Linked DNA regions of Homo sapiens: region 2 is linked to region 1. A link is a contact called in ENCODE Hi-C data. All regions are on one chromosome and are shown on one strand. The core of a region is the stretch at or near the end of the contact, and the rest is flanking DNA. Distances in the headings are between cores, read along the strand shown. Region 1 overlaps LINC01748 (long intergenic non-protein coding RNA 1748). Region 2 holds the start of LINC01748 (long intergenic non-protein coding RNA 1748).

What was found. Hi-C counts contacts between places; a loop is a spot of excess contacts on that map. Pooled maps may share reads with other maps.
Region 2: a map of endothelial cell of umbilical vein shows a loop between it and region 1 (4-fold over the local background). The contact joins the promoter of LINC01748 here to the enhancer-like site in region 1. A Hi-C loop is called at or near these places in 3 of 168 maps with a recorded cell type or tissue (aorta, dorsolateral prefrontal cortex and endothelial cell of umbilical vein) and 1 of 50 pooled maps.

Annotation. Positions count from the first base shown.
Region 1 is chr1:60,571,665-60,575,668 of GRCh38, forward strand. The region is part of intron 4 of LINC01748 (long intergenic non-protein coding RNA 1748); the gene reads right to left. Among named protein-coding and RNA genes, the nearest start is that of LINC01748, 49 kb to the right of the region's middle. Within about 2 kb of position 2,212, at least 6 of the 41 ENCODE cell types and tissues checked have a DNase peak (open chromatin) inside an H3K27ac peak, as active enhancers do; they include endothelial cell of umbilical vein, where a contact is called at or near this core.
Region 2 is chr1:60,620,518-60,624,521 of GRCh38, forward strand. It overlaps LINC01748 (long intergenic non-protein coding RNA 1748), which reads right to left and starts at 2,168. Exons shown (of 8, transcript NR_146508.1): 1 at 1,980-2,168.

The DNA.
Region 1 (4,004 bases), core at 962-3,461:
TTAGAATATGAACTTAAATAACTGAATAGGGAGTGGCGCCATCAATGACAATGGAGATGATTTTGGTGGGGGAATCAAAAATTTGTGTTGAGGCAGGAAAAGTTTGAGATGCCAAGTGGAAACGCCAAGTGACAGCTCAGATAAAAGCCAAGGTCAAGTTATTGACATGTAGATGTATGTAAAGCCACGAAAATGATAATTATCTTCAAATGCTTGCTGCAAAAGGAATTAGATATATTTGTAGTTGCTTGTGGCAATGATACCCAGACATTGGTTGCTTGATAAAGCATTTTGAAATTTTAGATGTCCTGGTTTCATTCCAAGCTTTTATGACTCAGTAGATTTGGGATTTTTATTCATGGTTCAGTAAGTGGTGTGTGTGTGTGTGTGTGTGAGAGAGAGAGAGAGACAGTGAGAGAGAGAGACAGTGAGAGAGAGAGACAGTGAGAGAGAGAGAGAGAGAGAATCACTGTTTTACAGGGAAGATTCAGGATAAGTGAATAAAGTTAATATCCTCTGACCCTTTGGTGAGAATTGCAGGAGCAATTTTAGAATCCCTGCATTAATAGCAGAGAGCTTGAACTAAAATACACTTTGGATACCATTTCTTTGTCTTGGTTCTCCAGCTTAAAACACTATTTTGGCAATTACTCTGCAACTTATTCTATAGCATGCATGGCCACCCCCAGATACTCTGTATCCCTTTTGTACACCTTTTCCATAGGTAACATGATAGATTTATGCAAGAGTCCTAATGCGGAGTTAGCAAACTCTGTCGAAAGGATCAGAGAGTAAATATTTTAGGCTTTATGGGATATATGGTCTTGTCACAACTATTCAACTGTGCTCTCGTAGTGGAGAAAAAAGGCAATAAGTAAATGAATGAGCATGGCTATGTTCCAATAAAACTTTATTTAAAAGATCAGGCATGGACAAAGATTTGACCTGTAGGCCATAGTTGCCAACCCCAGATCTAATGTATGGTGCTGGGTATGAGAAAAGTGCCTAGCGGTAGCCCTTATGTACAGATGATCTCTAAAGCCTGGATTTAGTTGGAGCACTTTGCCAATGTTCTTGAACAAGTACTATATTTTATATGATTTTGACAACACAAAATAAGAAAGCAGGATTAGATAGGCAAGTTCAAATTGAGGATAAAAGCTGATATTGCTCTTTCTGCATATTATGAGCTGTGGATTAGCACTGTATTAGAAAAAAGTTTGAAACTGGGAGGTGATGTACTACTTAGACATGCTGCTCCTTAGTTATGTGGCTCAGGCAAGCTACTTATCTTTTTTAAGTCCAAGTATTTTTTTTCCATTAAGTCTACATAATAATATAACATATCTTACTGGCTTCTTGTGATGATAAATGATACAATAAGTGAAAGACACAACATAGTCCCTAACAGAGCAAATACTCTAAAGTCATAATTAGATGCAGATACAATTGTACACTTAAATATGGAAGGACATAATTATTGGTATATGAAGGGACATAGGAATAAATATAGACATGGATGAATGGTGAAATCATAAGCTAGCTCCTGGTCACTGCAAGTGTTCAAGTGGAGACTGAAGAGTCATTATTTACAAAAGAACAAGTTGTACCAGGAAATGCTCTGAGTTTCTAATTTTAAATTTGCAACGTAATGACAGAGTCAGGATGCTTACCCACTGTTGGATACTTTCAATTAAGTTTTCATGTCAGGGCTAGGTTGGATATTTTGCATCATATGGAGGCAACACTCTGCAGGAAGAAGCATGGACTTCAGCATCAAACACACATGAGCTTGAACTTTCAGCTCTACTATTCTACTATCTGTTGGCATTAAGCCTGTTGATTCACCTATTTTAATTATTCAAACGGGGTCAATATCCCTAAAAGGACTAAATTAGGTAATAAAGTAACTGGCACATAGTAGATAATGACACTTTCCTTCCCAGCATTTTTTTTTTTTATTCTGAATACCCCCTGTACACTCTAAATAAGGTTCTCACCTTAGGTTTTCCTCTTCATCCTTCCATTTTCTTCATCAGGAGCAAAATTAAGTTTCTATCAAGTGCTCACTGACATTACCCTGGCATCTGAACTATCCAATGTGACATACACAAAACTTTAATGTGTAGACATGCTAATCAGAAGGGAAATGTCAAATCTGCATACATTTCAAATGACCCAACAATATTTACCTTAGAGCTACGTCTCCTATTTTTCTGACAATTGCCTCATTGAGGAAGTGACTCATGCAGCATACCAAGCCCCATTCCATCTGAGAACTTTACCTCCGACTGGTTTGAAAGCATCAAAAAGATGAATGTCACTGCCTTGCAGTTAGTAAGGAGGCTAATTTGATTTGACAAATGATGCTGATTTTGAAGGGGTCACTAATCATTAGAACTACCGAGGACAAAGAGTGCCTTGAAGCTGGATAAAAATTGAATATTTAAACAGTTTGTTATGCAAATTTACTTTCTACCTGTCAGGAGTGTGTAAAGCACAGGGTTAGAGAGTTTGTGGTAAGGCCATCCCTAGGCTGATGACTTCTCTGCACAGTCTGTCCTCACCACCCAGAGGTCTAGTGGCCCAAAGCCCTTGGATCTGCAACTCCTGCTCACCCAGGTGGAGGGTGAGGTGAGCACAGCTCCACAAGGAGTTCAGAGCCTCCACTTCTCAATCTCTCACTATCCCTTCTCCATGGCCATCAAAAAAATGAAGAGTGAGCTGAGTTAAAATCCAGTTCACCCGAAATGCCAACTTCCAGATTAGCAAATAACCCCTCATGGCCCCAAAAGAGAGAAATCCGGAGCTTTATGAAGGCTACACTGACATTCTCAAGGAACCTCAGCATTTTGAAGCAACAGGGCCTCCTTCTTGTCTCTAGTATCTACAGAAAAGCCTTTGTCTCCATAGCTACTCATTCTCCATTTTAATTAGAGGCTTTATTTTGTTTTGTTTGTTTTGTTTTGAAGTTTTATTATAAGTTCAGGGGTACATGTGCAGGTTTGTTTTATAGGTAAACTTGCATCATGGGGGTTTGTTGTACAGATTATTTCATTACCGAGATATTAAGCCTAGTACTCATTAGTTATTTTTCCTTATCCTCTTCCTCCTCCCACCCTCCATCCTCAGGTAGGCCTCAGTGTGTGTCGTTTCCCTCTATATGTCCATGTGTTCTCATCATTTAGCTCCTACTTATAATTGAGAACATGTGGTATTTGGTTTTCTGTTTTGCATTAGTTTGCTGAAGATAATGGCCTCCAGCTCCATTCATGTCTCTGCAAAGGACATGAACTCATTTTTTTTTAATGGCTGCATAGTGTTCCATTAACATCCTCATTCCAACTGATCATTAGAGAAATTCAAATCAAAACCAAAATGAGACACCATCTCACATCAGTCAGAATGGCTATTATTAAAAAGTCAAAAAATAACTGATGCTGGTAAGGTTGTGGAGAAAGAGGAATGTTTATACACTGTTGGTAGGAGTGTAAATTACTTTAAGCATTTTAGAAGACAGTGTGGTAATTCCTCAAAGACCTAAAAACAGAAATGCCATTTGACCCAGCAATCCCATTACTGGGTATATACCCAAAGGAATACAAATTATTCTATTACAAAGACTCATGAATGCGTATATTCATTGCAACACTATTCACAATAGCAAAAGCAGGGAATCAACCTACATGCCCATCAGTGATAGACTGGATAAAGAAAATGTGGTTTCTTTTGTTTTTAATCAAAAGTATCCTCAAGGATATTTGCTTCCTCACATATGCCCCACACAGTGACTGCCCCTTTGTACTCACTCACTGAGAAAGTCCTTTGTCTTTTTTGGTCACACTGCAGCCCTCTGTCCACTCTGTACTCTGTGTGACGTGAGGGCAACATTCAGCCCCTTTTCATTTAGGTTTTCTCAAACATTGCCATGAAAATGAAAGGTTTGACCCCAAAGCCCAAACTTAGGTTTCCTGACATTGGGCAATATTCCTGTAACATTGCCT
Region 2 (4,004 bases), core at 918-3,417, 49 kb after region 1:
ACAGTGAACATTTGAAGGCATTATAAGATGTGTAAAAGTAATGACAAGCAAATTTGAAATAACAAGACATGAATTTTGGTTGGTGACTGCCCTGACGCCAGCTTGGCGAGTTGGGTAAGTCAGTTAAGCAAAAGGCACAGCAATTATGTTATGTGCAAAGCGGAATTTTTTTCTTGTCCTACAGGAAGAGGGAATGAATTCATTTTCTGAGCACCTATGTTCAGGCACTTCACAAGCATTATATTAATTAATTCTTATAACAGTCCTGCTCCGTGTGTATTATTATCCCTATTTTTTCTGACAAGAAATCTGGGGTCTAATAATTTAATTTGTCCAGGCTCACAGAATTAGTACCTGCGATTCCCACTACCCTAGACTGTTCTACCTGCCTTAAAAGATCACTGTGAGATAAAATGAAATAAGAGATGAGAACAAACATGTCACACTGTCCAAAATGTGGTACTACTGGTGAATAGTCCTCAGCTGCGAAGTCAGTAAACTTGACTTTAAAGTTCTTACCTCTCCACTTACTATTAATAAGTGTACAGGTTTGTCAACATCACTTCACTTCTCTGAACCTCAGTTTTCTCAACAATAAATGGGGCACAAGATTACAGGCATCGATGCCTGCCTTACAGACTGTTAGGAGACTCCAGCAAGACAGCAATTGTAAAAACCCTTTGTGCTCTGTAGAGCCCTATACAAATGTGTGCTATTATTATTATTGCTATTACCATTATTATTACACCATGTTCTTTGGGCAAGACATTTATGTTAAACTGACACAGCACATAATTGGAGTGCTCAAGTTAAATAAATGAAGTCAGCTGTCTGACTCCTTTAAGATAAATGATGTTATTATAACATAATTGTATAACCCCATATAGCTTACAGCAGCAAAAGGATGTGTATTTCACATGCCCTCCTATAATTACATCCCCATTATAATTTTGCAGTTAGTTGCGATGAGCTCTGGTCATGAAAACATGCCAATTTTGTATGGGATTGAAGTCTGCCTAATTTTAGCAAATTGAGAGTCACACAAAAGAAAAGAGATAAATACTATGTTGTTATTTTTCATTAGAGAATTGCTATATTAAGAGGCTGCGATCCAGCTGTGTTTGTTTAAATAAAAGTGTGATTTGAATACCTCCTACAGCTAATGTTCCTGCCAATGAATAAAAGATAAAAATGCGGCTCTCGTTGGATGGGAGTCTCTGCGTTCTAGCTGACTCGGAGATTTATTGTTCCACATAAGGAAGTTGAAAGCGTGGAGGGCAGACCACACGCAGCGGCCTTTTGTGTATTGTTTCAAGCCGTATCACTAATAGATTTCTTCCACCGAGGCTCCCAGCAATTCAGCTGTGCTCAAATGCTCCACTTAACTGTGAAAAAAAATAATAATAAAATAGTAATTATGCCTAAATGGCAAATGCAGCCCAGCTCAATGCCACAAGGAAGAAAGTAAACAGGAACAAATACTATTCAGAGAAGAAATGCTGTATTTTAATGCTGGTGATAATGGATTTAAGCCTCATTTTTCTTTCAAAGACTCCTCTCACTCATATCCCAGTGCCTCTCTTTCCCCTGTGTCTCCCCTAAAAACTAGCAATATTCTCCTGACATTCATTCTCCTCAAGCCAGCCACCTCAGAATGAAAGAAATGTGATATCCAGGCTATAGTGCAATTCCAAAGCGTGTGGAGTGATATTCTAGGAGCTTGGCATACCAGGATATAAGCAGGGTTAAAATCTCCACCCTCAAGCAGATCACAGTCTAATGATGGATGTAAGATATGCGTTCCCCATTCTCCAAACTGCTATCTTTTTGAAAAATGTCATTATCTCACTGCTTGCTCTTGACCACTCAATTCCTGCCAAATTCCACTTTTCATCTTAAAGTAGCCATAGCAGACTTCTTATAGACACACACACACACATACACACACGTGCGTGGACACACAGCATGCTATCTCTTACCTCAGGCCTTTGCAAGCACTGCCTACCTTCTCTACTGACTTTTCTTCCCTCCCTTACCCATGTAGCAGACTCCTACTCATTTTCATGATTCAATTCAAACACTGTTTCCCAGAAATCTTCCCTGCTCCACCCACGGGTGCTCCAAATGTGGGATGAGCAGACCTCCTCTCTGTTGCAAAGACGCACTGCATAATCTGTCTTGCTGATCCTCAGCTCAGGAGGCTGGAGTGGGCTGGAGAGACATGCATCATGTGTTTCCCAACCCCATTCTGGAGCACAGGGAGCATATTTCTTCCTTTCTCTCTTTTATCTCCCCACCAATCTTTATCATCCACCAGAATCACAGCCATCATGAGCAACTGTCACTGATAGGAGTGCATTTTCAGATGAGTTAGAGCTGGAATAAGGAGACCTATAGTTGACTGAAATGTTCTGTTTGTTTCTCTGTCTCCCCATTAAGCCTCTGAGGGTGGAAACTGTATCATTTCACCCCTACAACTTCAGGGCCCCTAACACTGACTAGAAATTTATAGATGTGTAGTATGATGGATGGATGGATGGGTGAATGGATGGATGGATGGGTGAATAGATGAATGGATAATAAAACATAATTTAGGAAAGGAGACTGGTGACATACGAAAAGTGAAAACAACTGCAATGAGAGCCAAAATGAGGGACAGTTCATTTACAGAGGGAAAATAATGAAGGATCCCTACAGAAAGAGTGACCGCAGAGGTAAGACTTAAAAGATCTTGTGATTAGGAACAAAGCATCCCAGGCAGAGGGTACAATGAAAGTAACGACTGAACAAACACACAAGAACCTACACTATCCAAAGGGTCCAGTTACTTTAGAAATCAACACTTAATTTTTTCCAGTAATAACCAACCTCTGAGAACTTAAGAAACAATCTTCAAGACCTACCTGCATAGATAATGAAAAAAAAATCAGTTTCAGATGGTTTTGTTTCACTGTTTTTGTAAAACCCAACTCTGGCTAACTAGCTTGATTTTCCACCTTTCTGTTCTTTCAAAGGCTGAATACATATGATTCACATCTACAGTATGTGCTCAGTATACTGAATGAAGTGACTGAACTAATAAACTCAAAATTACCATCACTGGAGACAATAAAAGTGTCACATCACTTCATCAGAGTCACCACTTCATGGTGAAGAAGAATTGCTTGGTTTGAGGTTGGGGGAGAAGTCCCCCTTATTGACTGCTTAATTCTGTGCACATTATTTAATCTTGCTGAGCTTCCATTTCCTCTTCTACAAATGACATTAAAAACAGTTGCATCTAAGGCTATTGTTGAAATCAAATGAGACAACTATTAGGTTAAACCACATGAAATTGCCATTTGATAGGTGAAAGAGCAGCAATTTTATGTGGTTCAATCTAATGGAACAGTGATTAGAATATGATAAATGCTCAATTTATGTTAACAATAAATCTTTATTGTGTATACATGATAAATACTAGTTTAAACCCTATTTATATCATTTAGAAGCAGTTAATCAATAAGTCACTTATTGTTCTAACTGAATAATAAGTCCCTGCAAATACCCAACTATGTGTTATGGGAACAGTTTAGAAAACATTGTATCCTATTCATTTCTTAACTTTTTCTGTTGGCATCTGTCAAGGATATTGAAAAGGTATATTCATGTTCAAAAGCCTTCTTTAATTTTCATCACCAGTTCACTAGTAACTTATTGTTCATCTGTAAAATGAAGTTGATGATATTTGCCTTATAGGTATACTGTAAGGGTAAAAAGAAATTCAAATTTCCAATGCAAAGAAGGTACTCAACAAATAGAATCCTGTATGATTGCAAAAGACCAAGATCTATAAAAAGAGTAAAGTATTTCACACACACAAAAAAATGACAGGGAGAAAGTTTATTCAAGAGCAGGTTACAGCCATAGGTATTCTGGCCTCGTGTTAAAGTATTTTTTTAATTGAAATCCTATGACCTTGCATGTAATTCTAAGGAACTGGTGTGTTGGGGCTGACTTAGTTA